Regions from separate parts of the Homo sapiens genome. Here regions 1, 3 and 4 are each linked to region 2. Evidence: chromatin contacts called from ENCODE Hi-C or POLR2A ChIA-PET data. All regions are on one chromosome and are shown on one strand. The core of a region is the stretch at or near the end of the contact, and the rest is flanking DNA. Distances in the headings are between cores, read along the strand shown.

Region 1 (3,122 bases), core at 226-2,725, 88 kb before region 2:
CTTGTGACATGTTCCTGCCCTACCCTAACTAATCCATCCACCACTGTGACATGTTCCTGCCCTACCCTAACTAATCCATCCACCTTGTGATATGTTCCTTCCCTACCCTAACTAATCCATCCACCTTGTGATATGTTCCTGCCCTTCCCCAACTAATCCATCCACCACTGTGACATGTTCCTGCCCTACCCTAACTAATCCATCCACCTTGTGATATGTTCCTTCCCTACCCTAATTAATCCATCCACCTTGTGATATGTTCCTGCCCTTCCCCAACTAATCCATCCACCTTGTGATATCGTGCCTTATGACTTCCCCCACCTTGTGACTATGCACCTTGTAACATTCTTCCCCTGCCCAAAAAAACTGCCCCTAACTGTAACTTTCCACTACCTACCCCAAACCTATAGAACCAGTTCCACTCCCACCACCCTTCGCTGACTCCTTTCTCTGACTCAGCCCACTTGCACCCAAGTGAATAAACAGCCTTGTTGCTCCACTAAGCCTGCTCAGGTGGTCTCTTATACGGAGGCGTGTAACAGCCAAGATGGTGAAACACTGTCTCTACTAAAAATACAAAAATTAGCCGGGCGCTGTGGCGGGCACCTGTAATCCCAGCTACTCGGGAGGCTGAGGCAGGGGAATCGCTTGAACCCAGGGGTGGAGGTTTCAGTGAGCCGAGATCAGGCCACTGCACTCCAGCCTGGGCAACAGAGTGAGACTCCATCTCAAAGAAAAAAAAAATTATGAAGTTTCCAGTTCGTCCTCTTAAGATTCCCACTCAGTGGGAGGGGGAAGCCAGCTACCACATAAGAAGTCCAGCTACTCTGAGACCCCGCCATGCTGGAGAAGCCATGCAGAGCCCTGGGTTGGCAGCCCCAGCTGAGCTACCTGGACACAACCCATGCCAGCCATGTGAGTGAGCCATCTTGGACGTCCAGCCCTGTGGGGCCTTCAGATGACATCTGAGCAGCTGCTAGGGAAACACTGAGTGAGACCTGCCAGGCTCAGTCCTGTCTAAATTCCTGGCCCACAAAATCATGAGCAAACCAAGTGGCTATTTTAAGTCAACAAGATTTGCAGTAACTTGTTACACATCCGTAGTGGCTGGAACAACTTTTTCTCTACCCTCTTGCCCCACTTCCACGCCTCCAGGGGCAAAGCATAACGCCCATTTTGCTGCAAACAGCGTGCCTGGTCGGCCTCTCTATCACAGCTGAGTGCACACCTGTTATCTTGCCTTCCCAGGACTTCACTCCCTCTTCGGTGAATAGCAATCCTTTCTTTTGAGGAAATGTCCCCCCACTGCCCACCCTCTTTATCAATCACATTGCTTTCGGTCAGAGCTGCCACTTTCCTGTTTTCATTCCCCACTGCCACATGGGAATGCAGGTGGCCTCTAGGAGGTGAAGAAGGCAGGGAAATAGGTTCTTCCCCAGAGCCTGCAGAAAGAACCTGCCTGCCAATACATTTCAGACTGCTGAACTTTAGCACCTCCAGATCTGTAAGAGAATATCAAACGTGTGATATTTTGCTACAGCAGAAACAGGAAGTGAATACACCCTTCAACACCTGCAGGATCCTCCCAGTACTTTTTTTTTTTTTTTTTTTTTTTTGAGACAGAGGCTCACTCTGTTGCCCAGGCTGGAGTGCAGTGGTGCAATCTTGGCTCACTGCAACCTCCCCATCCCGGGTTCAAGCGATTCTCCTGCCTCAGCCTCCCAAGTATCTGGGACTACAGGTGTGAGCCACCATGCCTGGCTAATTTTTGTAGTTTTTAGTAGAGACAGGATATCACCATGTTGGCCAGGCTGGTCTCGAACTCCTGACCTCAGGTGATCCGCTTGCCTCGGCCTCTCAAAGTGCTGGGATTACAGGTGTGAGCCACCATGCCCGGTCTCAGTACTTTTTTGTTTATGTCTAAGTCAGTTCCAGGAAGGCTGCCACCATTTGCTACCAAAACAATCCTTACACAACAATAGCAAGTCTCCTTCCATCTCCTCTATTCTGGTCCTTGAAACCTTATCAATGGTGAGGTCACAGTCATTGTTTGTTGTTCGGTTGAGAACTGAGGGGGTGGGGTAGGAGGAAGAAGGTCTATTTTTAAAAATCACACACACTAAAAAAGGTTCAGGCTCTGAGAACCTGTGAAATCTTGACTAATTTTGGCTTTCCCCATGGGAACCCACCAGAAAAGTATTCAAACTTGTATAGAACACCCTTGACGTAACTAACTCCATCTTAGAAAAATACTCCATTTTATATTTCATACAGCACTTTGCCAATTAGGATAAGATGTTTTGCTTAAGAAACAAATTTAAAAAAAAAAGACTGCATCCAACCAGATAAAGATACAAACAAGCACACTCTTCCACCATCAGTTCTCATCAGAGGACTCTGTAACTATAAAACATCAGGCCTTGGCTGGCTGGGTGCAATGGCTCATGCCTGTAATCCTAGCACTCTGGGAGGCCGAGGCAGGTGGATCACAAGGTCAGGAGTTGGAGACCAGCCTGACCAACATAGTGAAACCCCATCTCTACTAAAAATACAAAAATTAGCCGGGCATGGTGGCGTTCGCCTGTAGTTCCAGCTACTTGGGAGGCTGAGGCAGGAGAATTGCTTGAACCCGGGAAGCGGAGGTTGCAGTGAGCCAAGATCATGCCACTGCACTCCAGCCTAGGTGACAGAGCAAGACTCCATCTCAAAGAAAAAGAAAAAGAAAAAGAAAAAAAAGCAGGCCTCTAGCAGCTTGAAATAGCCATAACTCATCATCATCACTCATGATAAGAACTCAGCATTTGGCTGGGCGAGGTGGCTCATGCCTGTAATCCCAGCATTTTGGGAGGCCGAGGCGGGTGGATCACCTGAGTCTGGGAGTTTGAAACCAGCCTGGCCAACACGGTGAAACCCCGTCTCTACTAAAAATACAAAAATTAGCTGGGTGTGGTGGTGTGTGCCTGCAATCCCAGCTACTTGGGAGGCTGAGGCAGAAGAATCACTTGAACTTGGGAGGCGGAGGTTGCGGTGAGCCAAGATCACGCCATTGCACTCCAGCCTGGGCAACAAGAGTGAAACTCCGTCTCAAAAAACAAACCAAAACAACTCAGCATTTGACCCCC
Region 2 (3,077 bases), core at 429-2,928:
CTACAAAAAAATACAAAAATTAGCTGGGTGTATTGGCATGTGCCTATAGTCCCAGCTACGTGGGAAGCTGAGGTGAGAGGATCACTTCAGCCTGGGAGGCAGAGATTGCAGTGAGCTGAGGTCGCACCACTGCACTCTAGCCTGGGCGATAGAGTGAGACGCTGTGTTAAAAAAAAAAAAAAAAAAAAAAAAAAGCCGGGCGCAGTGGCTCACGCCTGTAATCCCAGCACTTTGGGAGGCCGAGGCAGGTGGATCACGAGGTCAGGAGTTCAAGACCAGCCAGGCCAAGATGGTGAAACCCTGTCTCTACTAAAACTACAAAAATTCGCCAGGCGCAGTGGCAGGCGCCTGTAATCTCAGCTACTCGGGAGGCTGAGGCAGGAGAATCACTTGAACCTGGGCGGCAGAGGTTGCGCCACTGCACTCCAGCCTGGGCGACAGAGTGAGACTGTCTCAAAAAAAAAAAAATAAATTATTAGTATAACCAAATGAAGTACTTGAATCTTGTTTTGATCTTAATTTAAACAAATATTCAGAAAGACTTTTTTTTTTTTTTTTTTTTGTCAATTGGAGAAGTTTTACCAGAGATTTGGTATTAGTTATCAGGCAGTTGTTAATTTTGTTTTGTGTGACAGTGGTACTTTGTTTATATAAGAAACTGTCCATATTTTTAGAGATGCATCTGTACAGTACGTTAGATAATGTAGTATTTCTGGGGCTTGCTTTAAAATACTACAGGAAAGAAAAAGGATAGTTTAAATAAGCATGGCAGGCTGGGTGTGGTGGCTCACGCCTGTAATCCTAGCACTTTGGGAGGCTGAGGCGGGCGATCACCTGAGGTCAGGAGTTCAAGACAAGCCTGGCCAACAAGGCGAAACCCCGTCTCTACTAAAAAATACAAAAATTAGCTGGGCGTGGTGGCACGCGCCTGTAATCCCAGCTACTTGGGAGGCTGAAGCAGGACAATCTGTTGAACCCGGGAGGCAGAGGTTGCAGTGAGCCAAGATCGTGCCACTGCACTCTAGCCTGGGCAACAAGAGCGAGACTCCGTCTCAAAAAAATAAATAAGCATGGCAAATCTTAATACCTTTTGAGTCTTGGTGAAAGCTATATGAAGGATTGTTGTAGTATACCCTCAACTTTTGAATATGTTTGAAAATCTTAATAATTACATATACAGCAGTAAAAGCAATAAACGAATGTTAGAACTCCTACTGTTGGCAAACATAATGTTTGAAATGCTTTACTACAAAAAATTAAGATTTTCTAACTTTATTTTAAATTTCTGTCTCCTGTTTTTTTGTATTTATATATATAAATATAACATTCATATATATGTTCATATATATATATATATATATATATATAACTAAAGTTACTGTTGACCAAGTCTTCCTCCAGGCTCTCTATTTCACTTTTAAGTGCCAAAAATGGATATTTAGGCTTGGTATTTGTTTACAGTTTTTCTGTTCATAATGACAACATGGTAGTGAATAGCTCTGGGTAATCTCCAGCAAATCAAAAGTACCAGAGGTAATTAGCATGAGGACCTGTTAAGTGTATAAACTTGAGCCTTGATAAAATTGTAGTACCCAAAAATGAATAAAGTATCCCAGAAATAATGCTTTTTCTTTTTTCACATTTTATGAAACAGTTTAACACTCAGAATACAGAGTTGACACACATAAACTTTTCCTTTGTGGTTTCACGTGTTTACATCTTTCTGGGTCTGTCTATTTGCATGCCTACCACAACTTCCCAGGTGTCTGTCTTTAAGGGACTTCACACAATTACTTTTTTAATTAATGTTCTTAAAACTGTCTTTGGCTAGAGATTCAAAATATTTTAAGAGTGATGGAAACTGATGTTGAGAGAGTAAAGATTTCAAAACAACTTAGCATGACTAGGTGTTTCCCTCTGTGACTTTGACTACCAAATCATTAACTCCTGTGATAACAATGAACATTTCACAACGTTTAAAAGTTCTCTTATTTTACTATTGGATTTTTATAAGTAGTTAGAAATTTATGCAAGAAAGTATTGCCACTGTCTTCATGAGGAAACTGAGGCTTGAGAATCTTGTGATTTCCTTAAAGTCATACAGCTGGTTAGCGGTAGAATTAGACCTTAAATCAGTTTATTTTCATGGTCAGTTTGGCTCAGTTATTGTGCTTTGGAGAGGAAATTGATACTTTTACAAAGATGAAGAATTTTTTTTTTCATAAATACCTTACAACTTTAGATGCTAAAAGGCGTAAGTTAAGGCCGGGCGCGGTGGCTCACACCTGTAATCCCAACGCTTTGGGAGGCTGAGGCGGGAGGATCATTTCAGCCCAGGAGGCCAAGACCAGCCTGGGCAGCGTAGTGAAACTTTGTCTCTACAAGAAATTTCAAAAATTAGCCGGGCGTGATGGTGCATGCCTGCAGTCCTAGCTACTCAGGAGGCTGAGGTGGGGGGATCGCTTGAGCCCAGGAATTTGAGGTTATAGTGGTCTATGTTTGCGTCACTGCACTCCAGCCTGTGCGACAATTGAGACCCTATCTCTTAACTTTTTTTTTTTTTTTTTTTTTTTTTTTTAAAGAAACACAGCGGCTGACTGGGAAAAGTTTTGTAAGAGAAGACAGACTTAATATCCAGAATATATAAAATGCTCTTACAGATCAGAAGGAAAATCATTCATTAGAAGCAAATGTAAAGAATGTCACCAAAGAGGAAATGAGTCACTAGTACATATATGAGAAGATGCTCAAACTCCTTATTAACAGGGAAAATGTAGATTAAAGTGACCATTTGCTACCCATGATATTTACAAGAATTTTTAAAAGATGGAAAATAGTGACTGTTGTTAAGGGTATGGGAAAACAATCACACATCCCTGTATACTGTTGATAAGTTCATCTTTTTTTTGAAGTTAGTTTGGCCAAACATATGTTCTGCCTGGGCTTAAACCATGTAGTAGGCACATTACATCAACTTAGTATTTAAAAGATGGTAAGAGGGAGCCGAGAAATTAATGCTAACTTTAAAGAACATACGTCTAGTCACTGCCATGTGCTCTGGCTTTCTTTTCTCTTTT
Region 3 (2,872 bases), core at 118-2,617, 120 kb before region 2:
TTTTTAGATGGAGTTTCACTCTTGTTGTCCAGGCTGGAGTGCAATGGCATGTTCTCGGCTCACCGCAACCTCCGCCTCCCAGTTTCAAGCGATTCTTCTGCCTCAGCCTCCCAAGTAGCTGGGATTACAGGCATGCGCGACCATGCCTGACTAATTTTGTATTTTTAGTAGAAATGGGGTTTCTCCATGTTGGTCAGGCTGGTCTCGAACTCCCGACCTCAGGTGATCCGCCCACCTTGGCCTCCCAAGGAGGTATTAATAGCAAGGTGGAAGCCTTCATAGAGTCTGGAAAGAGAGAACCAGGGAGGAAGCCCAGGTCCCCAGTGCTCCAGCGTTGATTGAGGGAGAAAGCTTGAAAATGGGAGGAACACATTTTCCCATCTCTTGAGGGAAATCTGAGTCACTCTCAGGCCTTTCCAGGTTCACAGTGCTCTCTCTGCAAGGCTGTTCATTTGCCAGATTTCCCAGAGGTCACTTAGAAACCAGCATCTTGTGAGTATAGTTAGAATGAGTCAAGTCCTAGGGCTCTGGCGATCAGCTAGAAGGAATTGATGAGGTCTAAGAGCCTATAAAGCTGACTCGGGCCTTGTTGACCCCATTAGGACACTTGTTTAACAAGACATCTGCCCATGTCCCTGGCCCATCTCATTGGCTGCAGCACATCACAGTGGACCTTCTGCCTCCTCCCAGATGCCCAGGGACAGTGATCTGGAAGGAAGGGGCTTGAGGCTGTTTTCCTAGAACTCGAGTAAGTACTGATGAAAATGATGGACAGGGGATATTAAGCCCCCTGAACTCTCATCTTGTATATGCCATTGTTACATGCCCCTTTTCTTTCCTGTTCCCCATGATTTGTCCTGGGGGAAATGTATTTTTCCTGTAGCACCCCCAACACACCTATTGCAAAATGATGCTTCTAGGTGTAAATCAGAAGGTAACTTTTGTCCTTTGTCCATTGTTACAGTACAACTTGCAAGCACGGGGAGAAAACCTAGGTGAAAACTCAAATCTCTATGGTCAATTTGGCCTACATCATATAAAGGCACTGGGGTTTGCAGGGTGTCTAGGTGGGGAGGGTTCACGAGAACAAAAGGTACTCCCTGCCCTTGCAAACTCGCGAGATGTGGTGTGGGAACCTGGGCACGAGAGCACTCAGCTGTAACTCACCCACAGCCTCACAGTGCAGGAGGTGGGTGGGGTGAGAGGGTAAAGACCAGCATGCTTGGTGAGGGCCTTGCTGGGGATGGGAGCCTGGGAGGGTCTGCACAACCAAATGCTGAGATTTAATATCACTCAGAACCATGCAAACCAAAGGGAATGAAGGGGGAAAGAATGCCAAGAAATGAGTAGTTTCCCACAGGTGGGAGCCATGGAGCCCCGTGGTCCTTCCCATGGAAAGTTTCCTCAACAGCACAAGGCTGACCCCTCTAAGTCCTCAGAGCCGAGCACCCATGTGTCTCCTCTGGCTGCAGTCATCCGATCGCAGGGGTGTCTTCATCTAAGGTTTGGGAAGTGCTTTATCTTATAGAGCTTCATAAAATCACCACTGGCTTTCAGGGCCCAGAGACCTACTGAAGTTCAACCATTCTTGATTGTTTTAAAATAAGTTGTGTGAACCCTCTTCAGTTTTGCCAAAAAGAAGAAATGGCTGTTTCAAAATGATGCTTTTTCAGTATTTGCAGGGATTTCAACATCGTCATAGTCATCTTCAGGCTCAATGTAGCTTGGGATGGAAACAGTCTTCTTATTTTTAACTTTATTTACCAGTGAGTATGTAGCGGGCGGCTGACTTGGGGCTTCCTGTGGGGCTAGAATACACAAAAAGCTCCTTAGATGCAAAGCTGTCATGTGTTTTTATATTTTTGAAGGCAGTGGCTCAGCGTGATTTTCACGTTTCAGTGATCTTCCCACTTCTAGTGGGCCAGATCCCCATTTTACAGAGGAAATTTAGACACAGACCTGACAGAGCCTCAGGATCACCCAAGTGAGTAACTGGAAAATATTAGTCAGACATCTTGACTCCCGTATCTTTCTGCCTAAGCCTGCACTGCATGGAAACCATGAAGCAAAAGCTTAGAAAAGAAACAGACCAGGTCAGGTGCAGAAGCTCACACCTGTAGTCCCAGTACTCTGGGAGGCCCAGGTGGGAGGATCACTTGAGCCCAGGAGTTCCAGACCAGCTTGGGCAACACAGGGAGACCCTCGTCCCTACAGAAAAATTTAAAAATTAGCCGGATGTGGTGGTGCATGCCTATAGTCCCAGCTAATTGGGAGGCTGAGGCAAGAGGATTTCCTGAGCCCAGGAGGTTAAGGCTACAACGAGCCATGATCACGCCACTGCACTTCAGCCTGGACAACATGGTAAGACCCTGTCTCCAAAAAAAAAAAAAGAATGGATGAAAAGAAACAGACCAGAGCCCAGTAGTCATATGAGTGCTGTTGTGTTACAGATCCTAATTTTTACAAGGAAGTGAAACAAATCATATTTCCTTTTTGGCACATCCCTTCCAGTGACTTACACTGTTTTCCAGGACTCTCTGTAATTGCTTATGTACAAATCTCTCTAAGAAGAAAGGGGATGGCGTTGTTTTCAAAAGGTGGAATTAGTACAGAACAGGTTCATAGGAGGCTGGGGCGCGGTGGCTTATGCCTGTAATCCCAGCACTTTGGGAGGCTGAAGTGGGCAGATCACCTGAGGTCGGGAGTTCGAGACCAGCCTGATGAAACTCTGTCTCTACAAAAATACAAAAATTAGCTGGGCGTGATGGCGGGTGCCTATAATCCCAGCAACTCGGGAGGTTGAGACAGGAGAATTGCTTGAACCCAGGTGGCAGAGGTTGCAGTGAGCCAAGATTGCACCATTGCACTCTAG
Region 4 (3,021 bases), core at 443-2,942, 70 kb before region 2:
GGCCTCTCATTGCATCAGAAAAAAATCCACATCCAGGCCAGGCGCGGTGGCTCACGCCTGTAATCCCAGCACTTTGGGAGGCCGAGGCGGGTGGATGACCTGAGATCAAGACCAGCCCAGCTAACATAGTGAAACCCTGTCTCTACTAAAAATACAAAAATTAGCCAGGCATGGTGGCACGGGCCTGTAATCCCAGCTACTTGAAAGGCTGAGGCAGGAGAATCGCTTGAACCTGGCAGGCAGAGGTTGCAGTGAGCTGAGTTTGAGCCACTGCACTCCAGCCTGGGCAACAGAGCGAGACTCCATTTCAAAAAAAAAAAAAAAAAACTTCTGTTTTTTTCAAAGCTCAATTAACAACTTTTTCTTAACTAATTTATTACTGAATTTAATGAAGGTCCATCCTCATTGGCTAAGTGATTTGCATTATGTAAACATAGAAAAATTTCATTACTGCCTTGTAGGAACTTAAATTAGAAGAAAAACCAAACTCACAGAATGCAGCGGCGGCAGCAGTAGCAGAATAATAGTATTCTGAAAAAGGGTTGGACTTACTGCCACAAAATTCTGATTATAGACTTGGCAGTCACTCATTCTCTGCGTCCAGCCTTCAGCTTTTGGAGGCTGCTTTCTTCATTTGCAAAATGGAGACTAGAAAACAACAAAACAAGACAAAACAAACAACAAACAAAAAACCACTAATGCATGAGGTCTGAAAAACAAAGGTGGGATTGCTGAGAGTGAAGGGAAGAATAATGAGCCAAGGTAAATAAAATGAGAGGTTAGGCTAATGTATACACCTCAGATTCCACCCGCTTTACTCTCTTCCATAGTCCACAACTATATGCTGGAGAATGAATTGACACTGATCACTGAAGGAAAAGCGTAGTTGCATGACGGAAAGGATGACCACAATCATCTCACCTCTCCAATTCAATAACGATCTTAAGGTGCTATCATATGCAATGAGACAAGAAAAACAAACAAGAGGTCCATTTGCTAGAAATGTAGACTCAAAATTATAAGACTCAAAACTTTAATCCAACCCTGGTTTAAAACAACAACAGCAACTATTGGTCACAATAATATTTGATAAGAAGCCTGGAGAGGAAACCTATTTTTGCCAAAATTATTTGAGAATGCAAGTGTTGTTCTGGTTGTTATCATGTTGGCAAGAGAAGGAAGAAAATGTTAGGCCAGGCACAGTGGCTCACGCCTATAATTTCAGCACTTTGGGAGGCTGAGATGGACGGATCACTTGAGCCCAGGAGTTCAAGACCAGCCTGGGCAACATGGTGAAATGCTGCCTCTATGTAAAATTTAAAAAGTAAGCTGGACATGGTGGCATGCACCTGTTATTCAGTAGGCTGAGGTGGAAGGATAGATTGAGCCTGAAGGCTGCAGTAAGCCATAATTGTGCCACTGTACTCCAGCCTGAGTGACAGAACAAGACCCTGTCTAAAAAAAGAAAGAAAAAGAAAAGGTTAGCACTGTTGGGGATTAGCCAGGTGTCACCAAAGATCTGATTTATAATTAAACTATACTTGCTTGCTTCTTTGTCACTGCGATGACAGTTCCTCTCAGCATGTTTACTCGTCTTCAGGGAGAAGGAAGTAAAGAGGCTCCAAGAGATATTAATCTGTTAGAGTCCAAGAGGTTTTTTGTTTTTGTTTAATCTCACAGGAATGCAAGCTTTAACCACGAGTTTGGGAATCATAAAACTTGTGGCCGGGCGCGGTGGCTCACGTCTGTAATCCCAGCACTTTGGGAGGCTGAGGTGGGTGGATCACAAGGTCAGGAGATCGAGACCATCCTGGCTAACACGGCGAAACCCCGTCTCTACTAAAAATACAAAAAATTAGCCAGGCGCGGTGGTGGGCGCCTGTAGTCCCAGCTACTCGGGAGGCTGAGGCAGGAGAATGGCATGAACGCAGGAGGCAGAGCTTGCAGTGAGCCGAGATCGCGCCACTGCACTCCAGCCTGGGCGACAGAGTGAGACTCCGTCTCAAAAAAAAAAAAAACAAACAAAAAACTTGTAAAATATATTTATTATGGCAAATTGTATTTGCTCATTTAGGCCCCAAAATATGCTTGTAAAAAATTGAACTTGCCCACTCAACTTGTAAATGAATTCAGTGGTTTTATGATAATTCATGTGTCATTTTATAAGGAGGTATTCACATTGCATAGACATTGATGGGCTCAGTGAATGGCTGGGATAGCTGGAGAACCAGGTTTGAGGTTATGTAGTAAAAACCACAACCAAAATTATGATGTAGAACTGGTCTGGTGAGGATATCTCTGCTGCATTCCAGAGGGGTAGGTGCTGGAATGATGCTGCTGATGGCACTGGGAACTGCAGGCCACCACTGGCACTGTTGCCACTACTGCCACCATCTCTACCGCTGCCAGTGGAGGTGTTCCACTGCTCCTGTTTATTCCTGAGCTCCAAATGCAAAATTTAAGATAGTGCATCTGATTACATACACCTAGGTCATGTGCTCAGTCCTAGCTGCAAAGAAGGTTGGGAAAGTAGGTATCTGGCAGTTTCAGCATTGATGTTGGGAGGACAGTTATGCCATTCACCAGGCCTGTTAGGATGGGGAAAGGGGTTCCAATGGGCAGATCACGAGGTCAGGAGTTCCAGACCAGCCTGACCAACATGGTGAAACCCCATCTCTACTAAAAATACAAAAATTAGCCAGGCATGGTGGTACACACCTGTAATCCCAGCTACTCAAGAGGCTGAGGCAGGATAATTGCTCGAACCCGGGAGGCGGACGTCGCAGTGAGCCGAGATCATGCCACTGCACCCCAGCCTGGGTGACAGAGTGAGACTCTGTCTCAAAAAAAAAAAAAGAAAAGAAAAAGACAGGGGTTCTGAGTGTGAGCAGCCAGTAAGAGTAATACAAGAGTAATACGAGTCTAATATATCTGGTTAAGCCCAACTATCCTTACTCTGCACCTGTGCCCAAACAAGTGAATGTCGTAAGCAAAATCACTTCTCCATGCAGATTAAATCAT

The links. Hi-C counts contacts between places; a loop is a spot of excess contacts on that map. ChIA-PET counts read pairs that join two places held with the same protein, here RNA polymerase II (POLR2A). Pooled maps may share reads with other maps.
Region 1: a map of vagina shows a loop between it and region 2 (4-fold over the local background). The contact joins two enhancer-like sites. A Hi-C loop is called at or near these places in 3 of 168 maps with a recorded cell type or tissue (mammary epithelial cell, psoas muscle and vagina), 3 of 37 single-sample maps with no recorded cell type and 6 of 50 pooled maps. POLR2A ChIA-PET finds 5 or more read pairs at or near these places in 5 of 52 experiments (B cell, OCI-LY7, Panc1 and 2 more).
Region 3: a loop to region 2 is called in a pooled map, with 2.1 times the contacts of the local background. The contact joins two enhancer-like sites. A Hi-C loop is called at or near these places in 2 of 50 pooled maps. POLR2A ChIA-PET finds 5 or more read pairs at or near these places in 5 of 52 experiments (GM10248, OCI-LY7, activated CD8-positive, alpha-beta memory T cell and 2 more).
Region 4: a loop to region 2 is called in a map of esophagus muscularis mucosa, with 2.4 times the contacts of the local background. The contact joins two enhancer-like sites. A Hi-C loop is called at or near these places in 3 of 168 maps with a recorded cell type or tissue (ascending aorta, esophagus muscularis mucosa and psoas muscle) and 1 of 50 pooled maps. POLR2A ChIA-PET finds 5 or more read pairs at or near these places in 10 of 52 experiments (CD8-positive, alpha-beta T cell, GM12878, HEK293 and 7 more).

Annotation. Positions count from the first base shown.
Region 1 is chr17:5,241,041-5,244,162 of GRCh38, forward strand. No RefSeq gene overlaps it. Among named protein-coding and RNA genes, the nearest start is that of SCIMP, 7.7 kb to the left of the region's middle. RefSeq lists an enhancer at 741-970. Within about 2 kb of position 1,476, at least 11 of the 41 ENCODE cell types and tissues checked have a DNase peak (open chromatin) inside an H3K27ac peak, as active enhancers do; they include B cell, where a contact is called at or near this core.
Region 2 is chr17:5,328,478-5,331,554 of GRCh38, forward strand. All of the region lies in intron 2 of RABEP1 (rabaptin, RAB GTPase binding effector protein 1), which reads left to right. Among named protein-coding and RNA genes, the nearest start is that of RABEP1, 48 kb to the left of the region's middle. Within about 2 kb of position 1,679, at least 3 of the 41 ENCODE cell types and tissues checked have a DNase peak (open chromatin) inside an H3K27ac peak, as active enhancers do; they include B cell, where a contact is called at or near this core.
Region 3 is chr17:5,209,148-5,212,019 of GRCh38, forward strand. It overlaps SCIMP (SLP adaptor and CSK interacting membrane protein), which reads right to left. Exons shown (of 5, transcript NM_207103.3): 5 at 1-1,808. The coding sequence ends at 1,654. It overlaps ZNF594-DT (ZNF594 divergent transcript), which reads left to right. Exons shown (of 6, transcript NR_152840.1): 2 at 603-748. Among named protein-coding and RNA genes, the nearest start is that of ZNF594-DT, 19 kb to the left of the region's middle. Within about 2 kb of position 1,368, at least 6 of the 41 ENCODE cell types and tissues checked have a DNase peak (open chromatin) inside an H3K27ac peak, as active enhancers do.
Region 4 is chr17:5,258,484-5,261,504 of GRCh38, forward strand. No RefSeq gene overlaps it. Among named protein-coding and RNA genes, the nearest start is that of RABEP1, 22 kb to the right of the region's middle. Within about 2 kb of position 1,693, at least 4 of the 41 ENCODE cell types and tissues checked have a DNase peak (open chromatin) inside an H3K27ac peak, as active enhancers do.